Linked DNA regions of Homo sapiens: region 1 is linked to region 2. Evidence: read pairs that join two places in POLR2A ChIA-PET (ENCODE). Cell type or tissue: A673. All regions are shown on one strand. Links, peaks and the distances in the headings refer to the core of each region. The heading gives the core; the rest is flanking DNA.

Region 1 (8,330 bases), core at 69-8,068, 280 kb after region 2:
GCGGAGCCAGCCTGAAATGTGGTCAAGTCTCAAGCATGGTGCCTAAGGGAGCGATCTGTGCCTCCTGAGAGCTCACTGTTCACAGGCCCAAGCCTTCAAACTCTAGAGCAAGGCACAGGGAGCGGGATTTTGCAAATTATTTTTCAAAGGAAGTCTCAGGGGCAAAGGAGAAGCCCATTGTCTTCTCCTTTGTATCATTTGTATCATTGTCTTCTCCATTGTATACATTTCTTTTGTGTCTTGTCCTCTCACAGTGTCCATCAGAAGGCCCCTGCTGAGTAGTTGGCAGGGTGGCTGCACATAATGGAAAGCACATAAGCTTGAAGCCAGACAGATGGGAGTTCTAACCCCAGCCCTGCCACTTATTCCCAGGTGACACTGAGTAAGTGACTTAACTTTCCTCAGCCTGAGTTTCCTAATCTCAATCACGTTACCCACCTGGCACCTTGTTGGAAGGTTTATATAAACCAAAATGTGTACATGCTAAGCACAGTATGTGGCCATAGGCAGTTCTCAGTAAGGGGGATGATAAATCTATCATGGGCTGGGTTTTGACACTGTTCACCCGCGCCTAGCAACTAGAGATTCCAAGAGATGAAAGATCAGGGAGGAAGGACCACACCTCTCTGCCAGAGGCCTGGAGGGGAAGCTCCTGGTGACAGAGGCTGGATTCCAAAGTGTCTCTTCTTTGACGTTGGTACCAGTCCCACTCGTGTTTTGCATGAGATTTGCCCCCAGACCCTGTGGACTGAGCTAAGCCCCGCAGGGGTGGCGCTTCTCCCTCCCTGCTCAGTGCCCAAACCTTCTGCTTCAAAGCCTCTATGGAGATAGCTTTCTCATTTGGCCCAGGCGGCCAATTCCAGTGGAGTATATGATATCGTCCACAGGCTGTTGGCTCAATGTGGAGAAACACAAAACCATCTTGAAATGCGACTTTACAGTTTTGATTTTGCTTGTTTATAAATGTATACTGTAAGCAAGCTGCCATCGCCTACAATCCGGTCTCTTCTCTGGCATCTAATTACCTTTAGAGCATGAATATCAACATCAAGAAGATGTTTTTTCCCCAGCCAAAGAGCAATTGGAAACATTTGATACCCTTTTCACCATTAAGGATGGATAGGAAGGGGAGGTTATAAAATATGGCCCTATTGGCCTGGCGCGGTGGCTCACACCGATAATCCCAGCACTTTGGGAGGCTGAGTGGGGTGGATCACCTGAGGTCGGGAGTTTGAGACCAGCCTGACCAACATGGAGAGACACTGTCTCTACTAAAAATACAAAATTAGATAGGTGTGGTGGTACATGCCTGTAATCCCAGCTACTCAGGAGGCTGGGGAAGGAGAATTGCTTGAACCCAGGAGGCAGAGGTTGCGGTGAGCTGAGATCACACCATTGCACTCCAGCCTGGGCAACAAGAGCAAAACTCCGTCTTAAAAAAAAAAAAAAGTACCTATTGCACTTTTCGATAGTCTTTATGCCTAGCTAGGAAATAAAGCTCCACCGTGTTATGTCCTGTCAAGTTACCATCCGTTCACTCAACAAATATTTATTGAGCGCCCTCTCTAGGGCAGGCAGCACTCTAGATACTTGGTCAGTGGACACAACAGGTGATGATCCTGTCATTGACACCTTGGTACAGGTGGTGCTTTCCGCCAGGTTCACCTTTCTCCTTGCTCTACCTGGTGAATTTCTATTGTCCTTCAAGACTCAGTTCAAACCCATCTCCCCTGGAAGGGTTTCCCTGTGTGCTTTCTCTGTGTTGTCATAACACTTTGTACATATCCCTTTTATTGCACTTTATTACCTTGTTCTCTACATTAATAGACTATTCTGGGGGGCAGTTGCAGGTTTACAGAAAAATTGAGTAGAAAGTATAGTTACCATATAACTTCCTCAACACCTCTTCTCGGACTTTCCCCTATATTAACATCTTGCATTAGTGTGGTACATTTGTTACAATTGATGACTAAATATGGATACATTATTATCAACCAAAATCTATAGATTACGTTAGGGTTCACTGTTTGTATTGTACATTCTATAGGTTTGATGAAGATATAATGACAGGTATCAACCATTACAGTATCATACAGAATAGTTTCATTGCCCTAAAAATATTGTGTTCGACCTATTTATCCCTCTCTCCCTCCCCTGAGCCCCTGGCAACCACTGATCTTTTTACTGTCTCCATAGTTGTGCCTTTTCCAGAATGTCCTATAGTTGAAATCTTGCAGTATGTAGCCTTTCCGATTGGCTTCTTTTACTAGCAATATGCATTTAAGGTTCCCCCACATCTTTTCTTTTTTTTTTTTTTTTTTTTTTTTTTTAAATTGGGATTTTCTTAGGAAAGTTTAATAAAGGGATTATTTGCAAAGATGTGGCAGGTTGTAGAGATGATGCTCTGCCCTGGAGCTAGTAATGGCAGGGCTGTTACCTGTCCTTAAGCCTGAAGGGAAGAGGGTAGGGAGTAGTTTTCCAGAACACAGAAGGAGAGTCTCCTAGAAAGCTTCTGGGGAGGAATAGTGACAGCCTAAGGCAATGCTGCAGGGCAAGCATTCAGAATAAATCCCCAGCCTCACTCTCAGCCCTCCCTCTCATCTTCTGTCTGGGCACCCTATTGGCTAAACCAAAAAAAAAAGCAAAGGACAAGGGAGCCTCTAGTGGTCCATGCAGGTCAGCCTCCTTGGGAGGGAGACCAAGGAGTAGCAGGTGGACAGTGGATCTGAAGGAAAAAATGACAATATCTAGTATAAATACATATCTCATTTAATTTGCACAAGAACACTCATTATTCACATTCTGCAGATGAGGAAATTGAGGTCTAGAGACTAAGTAACTAGTTCAAGGTCAGATAGTTAAGTTAAGGAGTCAAATTAGCATCTACCCCCACATCTTTTCTATAGCTCATTTGCTTTTAGTGCTGAATAATATTCCACTGCATGTATGTACCACAGTTTGTTTATCCATTCACCTATTGAAAGACATCCTGGTTGCTTTCATGTTTTGGCAGTTATGAACAAAGCTACTGGAAATGTCTGAGTGGAAGTTTTTGTGTGGATGTAAGTTTTCGGCTCCTTTGGATAAATACCAAGGAGCATGCTTGCTGGATCTTATGGTAAGAGTATACTTAGTTTTGCCAGAAACTTCCAAACTGTCTTCTGAAGTGGCTGTACCATTTTGCATTCCCACCAGCAACAAATAAGAGCTCCACTTACTACTTTTCATTTTATCTGTTAACTGCTCTGCTCCCACCACCATCTACCCTTCAGATTGTGAGCTACCTGAGCAGGATAGCCAGGTGTTATCATTGCATCTTCAGTGTTTGACACTGAAATGTTTATGGTATTAATAATTTGTCGAGTTTAAATTTTAAATTGCAGAATGATCTCTCAAGTAATAGCACATACCTCTGGATGCTACTTTGGTAGGGGGGAGGGCATTTAGAGGCATATGTTATGGCCAATGGAAGACCTAGCTTCTGTTCTGTGGATATGTTATTATCTACAGCATGTTAACATCGAGTTTAAATAATGTTCAGAACTAGAGTCCAACCATAGTCCTCGAATAACTTATCCTTTATATTTTCATTTTGTAACTTTTGTTATTTTGTTAATAAACTGTTAAAGAATTGACCATCATGACCATAACTACACTTATCAGCTGTCACCTAGATCTCATAAAAGACTTACACATCTCAGCCATAGCAATCTTTTTGCAATCCACTGGGGAAGACAGACAACGGAATAGGTAAGGGCAATGGAGAATCCAAAGCTGTAACAGAAGGATGCATTAAGGACCATGGGTGCCCAAAGAGGACTCCTAACCTAGTTTTGGCTTGAGAAGGTGCAATGGATTTGATTCCTGTTCAGCAAATACTTGCTTTCTCCTTCCCTCTCCTGGGAAGAATAATCTTCCTCGTCAGACCCAGCTGTGGGACTTGCTATGGCCAATGGAACATGAGTGGTCACGACGCAAACAGAAGCTTTCAATGTGCTCATGTGGTTTTGTCCTTTTTTGCTCTCCTAATCCACCATGAGGAGAGCATCCCCTAGGTACATGGTGTGCCCTAAGTTAGGGTTCTGGAATGAGAGACACAAAAGCAGACCTGAACCCACATCCTGGGCCAGAGTCCCCTCAGCTGACCTGCAGACCTGCGAGTAGGAAAAAATGTTCATTAATGTTTGGGGGTTATTTGTTACACAGCATAATCAGCAATAGCGACTAGTACAGAAATCCTCCTGGGGAAGGAGTAACAATAAGAAATGTTATCCAGATGGACAGGGAAAGGTTAAGAGAAAAGCTGGCTTAGTGCAGGGAGCTGTGAGTACAATGAATAATATTTATAACTGGCATGAGACCACTTGATAATTTGCTACAAATGAGAAGTAGATGGATGGAAGGCAGGCTAGAGCTGGTAACAATCACTGCGGTAATCACCGTTACGATCTAAACTGCTTACTCCTTCCTGGCAATGGCTCATTACTGGTGTGCCAATCATGATTATCCTGTTCCTAACTTTCCCAGCCTCTCTGCAGCTAGGGAGTAGCTAGTGACCCAGTTCTGGCCCTTGAGACCTAAACAAAAATTTTCTCATGGATTTCTGGGAAAGGCTTTTCTTTCCTGATGAAAGATGTCAGATGTGGTTAAGGCAGTCTTCCCCCTCTCTCCAGGCTTAAACAAGGATGCAATTGCCTGAGTTCTAACAGCCCTCTTGCATCTAGGAAGAAATGTCCAGAATTTCAGAGACATTGGCCCCATCATTTTTGAGCTCCTGAACTGAAACCTGCAACTACCTACTTCTAGACATCTTACTGTATGCGAAAAATAACTCCTTCTCTGTTTAAGCATAAGGAGGATTTTGTATTAGGTATCATGTTCTGCATTAGCTTGCTTTCCTAACTAAAATAATAGCTAACATTTACAAACACCACAAGCCTGGCACTGTGTTAAGCATGTTATAGCCATTATGCCATTTAACCTAAGTAATAATCCTATGGAAAAGTGGTATTATTGCCACATTAGAACTTTTCCCAGAGATCAGATCTGCTAAAGGCTCTGCTACTCCAATTCTACCTAACTCCTGGGGTGCAAACCCTAGTCCGGCTGTACCTACTCCAAAACAATAAGTAAAAGCTTTACTCCACCTGGATATAGGCTGAGCCAGAAATCACTTTGAGAAACAGAGATTTGAGCCAAGGTCCTCAATCCCTTCCAATGGCAAGGGAGAAAGTTGTGAGTTGGGGCTGAAGATCTTGAGCTTCTGGGGTCCCCACATTTCTGAGCTCCATGCTGTCAAGTGGGTTACTGGGATGAGCAGAAAGAATGTTGAGGATTCTCCAAATTATTATTATTATTATTATTATTATTATTTTTGTGAGACAGAGTCTCGCTCTGTCTCCCAGGCTGGAGTACAGTGGCACGATCTCGGCTCACTGCAAGCTTCGCCTCCGGGGTTCATGCCATTCTCCTGCCTCAGCCTCCCGAGTAGCTGGGACTACAGGCACCCACCACCACGCCCGGCTAATTTTTTGTATTTTTAGTACACCGTGTCAGCCAGGATGGTCTCAATCTCCTGACCTCATGATCCACCCGCCTCAACCTCCCAAAGTGTTGGGATTACAGGCGTGAGCCACCACGCCCGGCCCGAGGATTCTCCAAATATTTCTGGATCCCAGGGTTAGCCAGCCTCCCTCTCTAGAAGCTCTGATAGGGGAGAGGGTTGGGTGTGTATGGAAAGGCCTCTGTCAGAGTCAGCTTAATGATACTATTTAAACAAGCCTTGTCTCCACTTGCTTCTGCTATGACTGCTAGATTTCACCAATCAGTTTAAGAACCAAACACCTTGGGATAGTTAAGAAGAAGGTGAAGCAGTCATTAAAAAAAAAAGAAGAACAAAACCATGTCCTTTGTAACTACATGGATGGAGCTGGAGGTCATTATCCTAAACAAACTAACACAGAAACAGAAAACTGAATACCATATGTTCTCACTTGTAAGTGGGAGCTAAACAATGGGCACATAAAGATGGACATAAAGATGGAAACTATAGACAGTGGGGACTCCCAAAGGGGGGATCATTAGAGTGGGGGATAGAGTTGAAGAATACCTATTGGGTACAATGTTCACTATTTGGGTAATGGACACACTAGATGCCCAATCCCACCAGTACATAATTATACCTGTGTAGCAGATATGCACATGCACACCTTGAATCCAGAATAAAATACATTTTTTTTAAAAAAAGAAAAAAAAATTCAATCAGTATGTATGCATCATGAAATTTTTATTCCATTCTGATCAGTCACTAACAGAATGAACTTTTCTAAATGAGAAAGTTTGTCTTCTGAATTTTAAGCAGAGCACACTTGAATTTTGATGCTGATAATAAAATGTAGTATAGCAATATGCAATTCATCACTGTTTTGATTTTCTGACAGGTGGAAATTAGGCCAAAATAAATACTACTTTCTGCTTAAAAAAATGCAGGTGAGCACTATCAATAATTCACTCCTTAGTATGGATTCGTTTGCTTCTATTATCCCTGTAATGCTTGGGCAAAAAGTGCTCAAGAATGAAAGTTTTGTTAGGGAATGTTGAATAAATGTTGCAGAATAAATAAATGTGTGTATGAATGAGCTGTATTCATGGAAGATTGTTCAGAAACCTATAGGTGGCCTCCTCAGAGCTGTACCCAGGGGTGTGCGTACGAATACACGCACACACACACACACACACATTTTAAGAGGAGATGTGGAGCTTTCTAGGTCTTCTTGGTTAACAGGAGCAAGACTCAAAATGTTTGAGAAGTTAAAACAAGGGGACTAGTGTAACAAGATTACGTTTAACAAGGGCAGGTGTTGTACTCTGAACATTTGTTGAAAACTGCCGCACACATGGAGGCGATGAGGGAGGTGAGGCTTAACAGACTCACGTGTGAAAAAGACAGGGGTCCCCTAAGTGGACAGGCAGCTCCTGCACTGTCAGGGGTAGGACCTGGCTGCCAAGAACATTAATGAGCTCCCAAGCTGCTTTAATACAAGCACGGTTTTCAGAGGGAGAGACCCGATAGGACGTGAGTCAGACCACACCTGAAGTCTGGGACTCACTTCTGGAGAGAAACACCAGCAAAGTGGTGACCAAGCCAAAAGCCACTTGACAGAAGAAGGGACAAGGTGGAAAAGCAGGGCAGAAGAGGTGGCCGCAAAGGAGCGAGAATGCTGCGAACAGCTGGAGGGCAGGGTTTGTATCTGATTGGTCTCTGTATTCCCAGCGTCTGGGATGTCTTTGAAGCTTTGTAAAGAGTTGGAGAATGAGGCCAGGTGCGTTGGTGGCTCACGGCTGAAATCCCAGTGTTTTGGGAGGCAGAGGTGGGAGGATGGCTTGAAGCCAGGAATTTGAGACAAACTTGGTCAACATAGCAAGACGCCACCTCTGCAAAAAATTTTTAAAAATTAAAAAACTAGCTGGGAGTGGCGGCACACGCCTGTAGCCCTTAGCTCCTGGGAGGCCGAGGCAGGAGGATCACTTGAGCCCAGGAGTTCGAGGTTACAGTGAGCTATGATCACGCTACTGCATTCCAGTCTGGGTGACAGAGTGAGACCTTGTCTCTAAAAAAGTTGAAAAGAAAATGTGCTGAATGAACAAACTGGGGTGTCCCAAATATAAAGAGCTTTCCCATAAAGGAGACAGTTCCCAATCTGTGGGGGTATTTAAGTACACAACAGACAGATGTTTGCTGGGTTGCTCTAGGAGAGAGTCAGGTGTCCAGCAAAGATAGGGAGGGGAATAGATGTTAGAGACATCTAATGTTAGAGACAGGGGGCAGCCAAGTGTCCCAGGTGAAACCCCACCTCCAAGGCTAAAACAGCCTGAAGGCTGAGAAACTGGATTGCTGGTCCCTGATGAAGCCTGCCCTTTCCCAAACGATTTTCTCTAAATGAGGCCCACCTTCTTACTGGGGGAAAGGGGTAGAGCCAGGGGAAGTTCACGAAGTTTGCAGGGGAGAGGAACCTGGCCTCTGTGGTAACCTAGGATTCAATTTGTGAGGAGAGAGGTTGTTGGCAAGACCCCCTATCACTTCGCTGAGAGTTTTTCTTTCTTTTTCCTTTTCGCCCAATAAATTCTGTTTTCCTCACCCTTCTATGTGTCCGGGAGCCTAATCTTCCCTGGTCGTGTGACAAGAGCCTGGTTTTAGCTGAACTCAGGAGAAAGCTCTGCAACACTAAGTTCTATTGGGTCCCAAGGATTTTGTTCCGTAAGGCTAGATATTAAAGCCCTCCCCATGTCTACGTCTCTGACATCTGTTTCTCTTTTATTAGTGATGTCCA
Region 2 (8,330 bases), core at 277-8,276:
AAACAGAAGTAAGCCCAGCACGCCCCTCCCCGTTTCCTAGGCAGGAGTGCCAGTTCTGCACTCTGGGTGCAGACAGCAAACCCTCCCTGGGACTCTCCTGGGGATGGCAGTGATCTTGGTAGCCCCCGGTTGCCTGTGGTGGGGGTGGGGGGTGTTGTGGAGTTTCTGTCTTGAAAGGCAAATTTGGGCTGACATTTAGGCTTTGCCTTCACAATTCAAAGACAGGTGGTGAGAAGGGAAAGCAGAGGTGTGATGCTGGCTCAGTGTGAGGCACTGTTAGTATCTCATTGAATGTGTCCAGCAACCCTGATACCCAGGCACTATGAACCCATTCAATAGATGAGAAAACAGAGGCACAAGAGTCTGTGGTCTATGGCAAGAGTCCTCCTGAATGGTGTTTGCTTCTCGCATGTGAGGAACGTGGAGAAAATTAATGGCATAATGATTACCACCATGAAGCTTCCAAACACCTACTAGGGGCAGGCTCTTTACACACATTACCTTGGTTAGTCCTCCCAGCCACATGGGGTTTACATCACAGTCTCCATCTGACAGATGGAGAATATAATGGGGGTGAATAGTCGCTCATCCAAGGTCATTCAACTACTGGAAGAGAAGGGAGGACTTTAGCCTCTGAAAGAGTCTCCTCCAAGAGGAAGCTGCCCCTTTGTAGGGAAGACTAGGCAGGCTTGTGAAAGTACAATGAAAGGAAACAAACATTTTTGTTGCCTTTTTCCCTGGCAGGAAAAGCCCCCTGGGATTGCCCCCTCTCCACATGTGCAAAGATATCAAAGGCGGGACAGAATTGCTCTGAAATCCCAAGCCAGGGGCTGGGTCTCCCCTAGGGAGGGAGCCGGGATGAAAGGGAGAGAGAGGGAGGAAGATGGAGCAGGAAGAGGAGGAAATGAAGGCGCATCAAAGCCACCCGCCTCCTGGATCCACCGGGGTCTGCTGTGCCCTAGTGGGGTGGGGGCCTAGGTGGGGTTGCCACCTTCAAAGAGGAACCCTTGAGGCGCTCAGCCTACTGCTACTGAATGCAAGGCCCTAAGATGGGGCATTCAGGGCCTCCCAATGAGGGCTTTTAAAAAATCAGCGCTTGTGGCTAGGTGCGGTGGCTCACACCTGTAATCTCAGCACTTTGGGAGGCCAAGGGGGGCGGATCATCTGAGGTCAGGAGATTGAGACCAGCCTGGCTAACATGGTGAGACCCTGTCTCTACTAAAAATACAAAAATTAGCAGGGCATGGTGGCACACGCCTGTAGTCCCAACTACTCAGGAGGCTGAGGCGGGAGAATCGCTTGAACCAGGAAGGCGGAGGTTGCAGTGAGTTGAGATCACACCACTGCACTCCAGCCTGGGCGACAGAGCAAGACTGCACCTCAAAAAGAAAAATAAATCAGCGATTGTGATAATGTCGTATAATTAACAATCTTGCCAAGTGGGCCAGTGCTTCACTGACTTGATGCCATTCACTTTATTTATTTATTTATTTATTTATTTTGAGATGGAGTCTTGCTCTGTCACCCAGGCTGGAGTGCAGTGGTGTGATGATCTCAGCTCACTGCAACCCCCGCCTCCCAGGTTCAAGCGATTCTCCTGCCTCAGCCTCCCGAGTAGCTGGGACTACAGGCCTGCACCACCACACCTGGCTAATTTTTGTATTTTTAGTAGCGACGAGGTTTCACCATATTGGCCAGGCTGGTCTCAAACTCCTGACCTCAAGTGATCCACGCATCTTGGCCTTCCAAAGTGTTGAGATTACAGGCGAGAGACACCGTGCCCGGACCTCGTTCACTCTTTCCCTCCAACCTGTGACGGGGGGCATCGTGGTCCCGTAGCTCTGGGAGAATGGGGCAAGTCGTTCAGCATGGTGGGATCCCCACTGCACATCAGGGTCTGTGTGACTCCAGGGCAAGGGCTCTTTGGCCCCACCACACGAGACTTGGAATCGAAGTTGTCCTGTTAGGATGCATATTCATTTCCTAAGGTGGTCCTAACAAAGTACCACAAATTGTATGGCTGAAAACAGCAGTAATGTGTTTTCCCACAATCTGAGGGCTGGAAGTCTGAAACCAAGAGACTGGCAAGGCCGTCTCCCTCTGAAACCCTGGGTAGAGGCTTGCCCTGCTTCTCTGGGCTTTGGTGGTGGCCAGCAATTCCTTGGGGTTCCCTGGGTTGTAGCTGCTCACTCCAGTGTCTGACTCAGTCTCTCATGGTGTTCCCTTGTGCATCCCACATGGCGATCCCTCTGTGTGTCTGTTTCCACATTTCTGTCTTCTTGAAGGACAGCAGTCATATTGGATGAAGCGTCCACCTACTCCAATAGGACCTTATCTGAATTTGATTACTTCGGCAAAGACTCCATTTCCAAATAAGGTCACTGTTCCCAGGGGTTAGGACTCTCATATATCTTTTGTGGCAGGGGAGGGTTGGGGGGGCCACAATTTAACCCACAACAGGACAGATGCATCTCCCCTTCTACTCACAGGCAGCTCTGTGGTGCCACTGGCCCCCCGCTCTGAAAACCACTGGCTCCAAGTGAAATAATGGAAATGAAAACTCCCAGGTGCCCCAGTTCCTTTAGATGTTGTGGCCCATTCACGTCCTTTTGCAATGCCCTCATCCAATTTTGTACACTAGCCGGACGGGCATCATTATCCCCACTGTACAGATTAGGAAACCGAAGTTTAGAAATGTGGCATGGTAAAGCTTAAAGCTGAAACAATATCTGTTTGACTTCAAAACCAACCACCATCCCCCCATTCCACGAGGGGTTGGGGTGGGCAGGCAAGGGTTAAGGCTGAGGAGGAGGTGGGCCCTCCAGGCCCTGCTGGCTCCCGGAGCGCTGAGTGTGATGCTGGTGTCCGGGTTCTGTCGGTTGCCGGGGTGCTGATTAAGATGTCACAGAAGATTATGCTGTCAGGTGCAAGAATCACGCTCCAGGAGGGGTGGCTGCTGGGCCGGGAGGGAGGTTACCCTAGCAACGGAGACGGAACATCCACGCAGTGCAGCGTCCCAGCCTGGTGAGAAGGGCTTGGGGTTCAGCATCACCTGTCCTGGATAAAAAATTTGGCTCTTTGGCCCTGCAGCTGGGTAACTGTGGGTAAAACAGTTCACCTTCTGAGCTTCTTGGCCTCATCTCTGAGATGTGGGAGTCATTCCATCCCCCTGTGGATCAAATGGCAGAGCCAGAGAAAATCCCACGTATCTGCAAGCATCTGCCTCATGGCAGTTCCCTGGGAACCCCAGGCAGGCATTAGCTCAAGAGCTGAGGCCCGGGCATGGGCAGGCTTGCCCAAAGGTGGCAAAGCAATGGTGCCAAGTCACCTTGCTGCCGGGACTGAGGTGCTGGGAATGCGGGGTCACCTGGTGATGGGGGGGCCTTGTCTGCAGCCTTCTTTTTACTAATTAGTGGGGGGATCAGCAGATCCTCCTCCGAGTCTCCTAAACTTTCTGCACTAAATAGTGTTGACCACAGCACATAGTCACTGTCTATTCAGTTGTTGTATTTCCTATTCAGCCGTGAAACCTGTCTCTTTAGATGCCCAAAGCTCAGCATACAGCCCAAATGCATGTTGAAGTAAAGGAAAAGATGAATGAAGGTGTTTGCTCACATTCCCCCTCTATTCCTTGGAGTAAATTTCTTCTGTCATTGAGGAAGAAATATTCTTTCTCTCTTGCAAAGCTACTCTTTCCCCATGTCCTTAATTCTGATCTTATTTTCCCAAGTCCTGGCTTTCATTCACCCACCCACCATCCACCCGTCTCTCCACCCACCCATCCAGGCAGCAGACAGTGGCTGAGTGTCTCTGAGCCACATCCTGTGCTAGGCCAACAGGGCCAAGTCACACTGGGATCTTGGTCCAAACTAGTTCTCACTCAGCCTTGTAGAGGTGTGGGGGCATGAACCCAAATCCGTGTGATGCACAGTAGAACTCACAGGCTGTCTCGGAGAACGGGACATGGCAGAAGAAGGAGAAATTATGTTCCATTCAGAAATCAGGGGAAGCCAGAGCAGACAGCGACCTCTCTTTGAAGGAGGAGGATTTGGGCACAAGAAGTGAGCGAAGAAGCAACTGGGAAACACCCTTGTCTTCCACAGCCCTCACCACATCCTGATGTCTCCTCTCCTTTGCAGAGCCCTCACATGGGTTCAGAGAGGTTAACTAACTTCCTCCAAGTCACCCAGCTCATAAGTGGTAGCGCTGATTGGAGAAGCTCGAATGTTGATCTTCACAAAGGCCTTCCTGGACCACTTCTGTGTATCTCACTTGGCCTATTTTCGGTCGCTCCCTGTCCTGTGTCTTTTGTGCCTCTCCACTGCTGGAAGGCCGGCTCCACGATGGCGGGGGGTGGGGGTGGCCTTGCCTTGCCTCTGCTCTGTGCCTCGCCCCTGGAAACTAGTGGGTGCTCAAAGACATCTTTCTGAGATGCTGTGGATGCACCAGTCCCTGTTCTGACCCAAAGGACTGTTACCTGGTCCCCAACCTTCTTTCCATTCCTGGTAGCCGTCTCCTTGGAGGTCTGATCTGCCCTTACCACTCATCTACCTTTTAACTCTGGCCCCTTGGCTCCGCAGCTGGGCCCCTCAGCCAAACATGGTTCAGGCTCGGTGTCTCCTGGCCAGGGCTGGCATCCTTGCTGCACACTTCTGATCATCTCAGGAGCTGCATACCTCACAAGCAGATAATTGAAAAGATTACCCTGAGATGGAACTCTTGGAGGCTGATTTATTGTGCGTCATCCCTACTTCAGGGTTTTTATTAGAAATTGAAGAATGGCTTTCCAACTTGAGGCTGTGTTTAACCTCCACTAGTCCTGCAAACCAACAGTGGCTCCCAGGGTGGCTGCAAAGTCACTGCGCACCAGAGCTCTGCCCTGCAGCAGCACCCTTGAGTGGCTCTCACCCCAGAAACAGAGCCTCTCCTTCCTTTCTTTCTTTCTTTTTTTTTTTTTTTTTTTTTTGAGACTGAGTCTTTCTCCGTCACCCAGGCTAGAGTGCAGTGGCGCGATGTTAGATCACTGCAACCTCTGCCTCCTGGGTTAAGCAATTCTCATGCCTCAGCCTCCTGAGTAGGTGGGATTACAGGACAGGCGCCCACCACTACGCCTGGCTAATTTTTGTATTTTCAGTAGAGACAGGGTTTCACCATATTGGCCAGGCTGGTCTTGAACTTCTGAACTCAGATGCTCCACCCACCTCAGCCTACCCTCCTTTCATTTCTCCCTCCCTCCTTTCTGTGCCTGGGGGCCTTGAGAGAACTGGTTAAGACTGGGCACTCAAGCTAGACTATCCAGGTTAGTGGGACGGGGAGGAGGCTGGACCTAGAACGCAGTGTGCTGCAGTGGAGGCAAATATTATGTGGAATCCACTCTGCTCTGGGAAGCCCTCCTTAATTCTGCTCTTTCCTATCTGGAAGTAGTCCCTTTCCCAGGTGTGTCCAGAGCTCTTGGCTGGTGCCTATGTCTGCAGCACCCGCCCTGCTCGCCTGGCACTGGAGTGGCTGTGTTCACTGTCAGTCTGTTCCTTCTCCTTTAGGGCAGAGGCTCCGTGGTCTCTGAGCACAGAGGCCAGGAAGTGGGGGATGATACCCGGTACTAGGGAGGGTGTGGGGTGGGGAGTGGTTAGATGATGTATTGGACCTCATAGGCCAACAGGAAGATCAGCTGGGGATTGGTCCATAATCCAAGCGAGATGACCCCACACGTGAACGCAGCGTTTAGCAACCAGGTGGCTTTGGGCAAATCGCCTGACTTCTTCGAGCCTGCTATTCCCCATTTATTTCTACCATGAGATAATAGCACCCACCTTACTGGGCCAGCAGCATGGGCATCACCTGCCAACTTGAGAGGGACACAAATCACTGGGTCCACCCCTGACCTGCTGAATCCAGAACCCTAGGATGGAGCCAGCAGCCTGTGCTGAGGGAGCCCTCCTGGAGATTTCCATGCACACTCAAGGTTGCAATCCACTGCCCTGGAGCATTGCTGAGAGCAGTACAGGAGATAATGTGGGTGTAGCAGTTGGCAAAGCGAGGCACACGGGGACTCCGGGGTCCCTTCTTCTATGCTGAGATGATGAGGCCATGAGTATGCTTCTGACAGGGAAGACCTGGCCCGAAAGAAGTATGTGTTCTGCAGCCAAGGGGCTGGGGGCTGCAGCTCCAGATGCCCACAGAGCAGCAGAGTCCCCCACTCCCTCCCTGAGGTGCATCTGGGGTTCAAGGAAGGAAATGCAGCCCCAAGGGGAGGACCCTGGTGGGGACTCATGCAGTTGGTGATCCTCCACGTTGTATTTGGTTCATTCCTGTTCACTTAGATCTGCCTTCCCCTAGAGAGACGGACAGGGCATGCTGCTGCCCTCAGTAGGGCTAGGGCCAGGGAGATGTGTAGTTAACTGATACCAGACGCCTGGGGAGGAAGGGAGGGAACGACTGTTTCTGAGTCCCCACTGTGGACCAGCGACACAGGGAGAAGGTCATGTGACGACAGGCAGAGATTGGAGGGTCGCAGCTACGAGCCACAGGATGCCAAAGACTGCAGCAGCACCGAGGCCAGGAAAAAAGGCCCGGGCTGGATCCTCCCCTCAAGCCTTCAGAGAGATCAGGGCCCCATCAGCACCTTGGTCTTGGACTTCTGGCCTCCAGGACTATGAGAGTAAATTTGTGTTGTTTGAAGCCTGCCCATGTGTGATACTTTGTTATGTCATCCCTAGGAAATGAATTCAGATTTTGTTTTAGTCCCTGAGGAATGCTGTAAGGAGGGTATATGGGTCCCCATTAAACAGATGAGAAGGCTGAGGCTCAGACAGGTTAACTGCCTTCCCCCAGGTCACTCAGCATCAAGGGGGCACCAGGATCCCAAATGGACATGCCTGTGTCCCAACAGTGCATGCTCCTGGGGTGACGGTAGCTAACAACCTCCCCTGATCCTGAGACCCTCTTCCTCCTCATTTCCACCCCTCCCTGCTCTGCTGGGTATTTCTCAGGGCCCCCTCCCCACCCCCACACTTTAGTGTCTGCACGACTTGAAAAATCAGTGCGTAGACCTGAATAACTCCACTCGTCCGATGGCTTGGTCCCTCTCTGCTCAAACTGTAGTCCCCAAACCAGCATCATCAGCCTTACCTGGCAATTGGCCAGGAATGGCTAGAATCCTGGGGCCCCTCCCAGACCCCTGAAATGGAATGTGCATTTTAGTAAGACCCCCAAGCAACTGGATGCTTTCTGAAGTCTGAGAAGGCAGCTCAGCAGAACCTACAGAGCCCTTCGACAGCTATGGCTCCCTTGGCGTTGGACTGTCCTGTCCTGGCAGGGGCTCCAGAAGGACAAGGTGGGGCAGGGCCAGGGCCAGGGGAAAGGGCTCTGTCTTCTCAGAGTGGAGCTCTTGCTTGACTCTTGGCTCTAACACCGGTTGGCTGTGTGACGCTGGGTCAGTTTCTCAACCTCTCTGGGTCACACATCCAAAATGGCAGGTAACTGAACCAAGCTCCTTCAGAGTGTGGCTGTAAACGCTCAGTGGGTTCATTCAGGTTAGAGCTGAGTGCCCCCAAGAGGGGCTTTCACAGGGAAGGGGTTGAGCTGGAGAAGTTCCTGAGACTTGTGGGGAGGCATCCTCAAACCCGCCACCCACATCAGCCCTATTGCCATCCCCACTGCACAGACAGGCTCCTTCCGATTTCCAGCAAGGTGTCCTGAGGCCCAGGTGCAGGCTGCACAGCCAGGGGCGGGCGGGGAGTCCTCTCCTGGCTGAGACTGTGGCCACTGGCTCATGCCTCACCATCATCTTCGAGAGCTTTGCTCTCCAGCCCCTTTTGCCCTTTTGCCTTTTTTTCTGTCTGGTCTCGGCTCCCTTTTCCCCCATCTTTCCGTTCCCTTGTTTCTGCTCTCCACATTTTCCTCTCTCCCTTCCTGCCCCACCCTCTCTCAGGGACACACACAGCCGGGAGCTGGGGCGGGCACGTGGGAGCAAAGGCCTCTCCCTTGCTCACTTTCTCACAGGTGGACCCAGAGCCTCGATCTCCACTGCTTCCTGATATCTTTTCATCTGGGTCATGTCAACATATTTGCTAAAACCAACTGTGGGAGATGTGTGCAGGTGGACACAGCCTCCTACCCTGGCCCAGCCTCTCCGCCTTTCTCTCCTCTCTCTTCTCCCTCTGTCTCTCTGTCTCTCTCCCTCCCTCCCAGCTGTCCCTTTTCTTGTTTCTCTCTTTGTGCCTGTCTGTGTCCCTGTTTCTAAGTCTCTCCCTCCTTCCTCACCATGGAAACTGATTTTAATTCTGACCTCATCAAAATGCTTACAAATAGGAAGAAAAAACCACAGGCCT

Evidence for each region. ChIA-PET counts read pairs that join two places held together with the same protein. Peaks named below come from ENCODE experiments on the same cell type or tissue, not always from the same donor. Only the 100,000 strongest peaks of a DNase experiment are listed, where the experiment ranks them.
Region 1: POLR2A ChIA-PET joins it to region 2 with 11 read pairs; 4 of 35 experiments call an interaction of 5 or more read pairs at or near these places.

The regions. Positions count from the first base shown.
Region 1 is chr4:4,560,871-4,569,200 of GRCh38, reverse strand. The region is part of intron 2 of LOC124900165; the gene reads right to left. All of the region lies in intron 2 of STX18-AS1 (STX18 antisense RNA 1 (head to head)), which reads right to left. LINC03091 (long intergenic non-protein coding RNA 3091) reads left to right here. Exons shown (of 5, transcript NR_199719.1): 3 at 255-382; 4 at 6,441-6,489; 5 at 8,322-8,330. Among named protein-coding and RNA genes, the nearest start is that of LINC03091, 11 kb to the left of the region's middle. In A673, for the core only: no CTCF peak of the experiment used is centred there; no DNase peak of the experiment used is centred there.
Region 2 is chr4:4,838,712-4,847,041 of GRCh38, reverse strand. LINC01396 (long intergenic non-protein coding RNA 1396) reads right to left here and starts at 2,605. Exons shown (of 4, transcript NR_125765.1): 1 at 2,488-2,605; 2 at 502-603. In A673, for the core only: no CTCF peak of the experiment used is centred there; no DNase peak of the experiment used is centred there.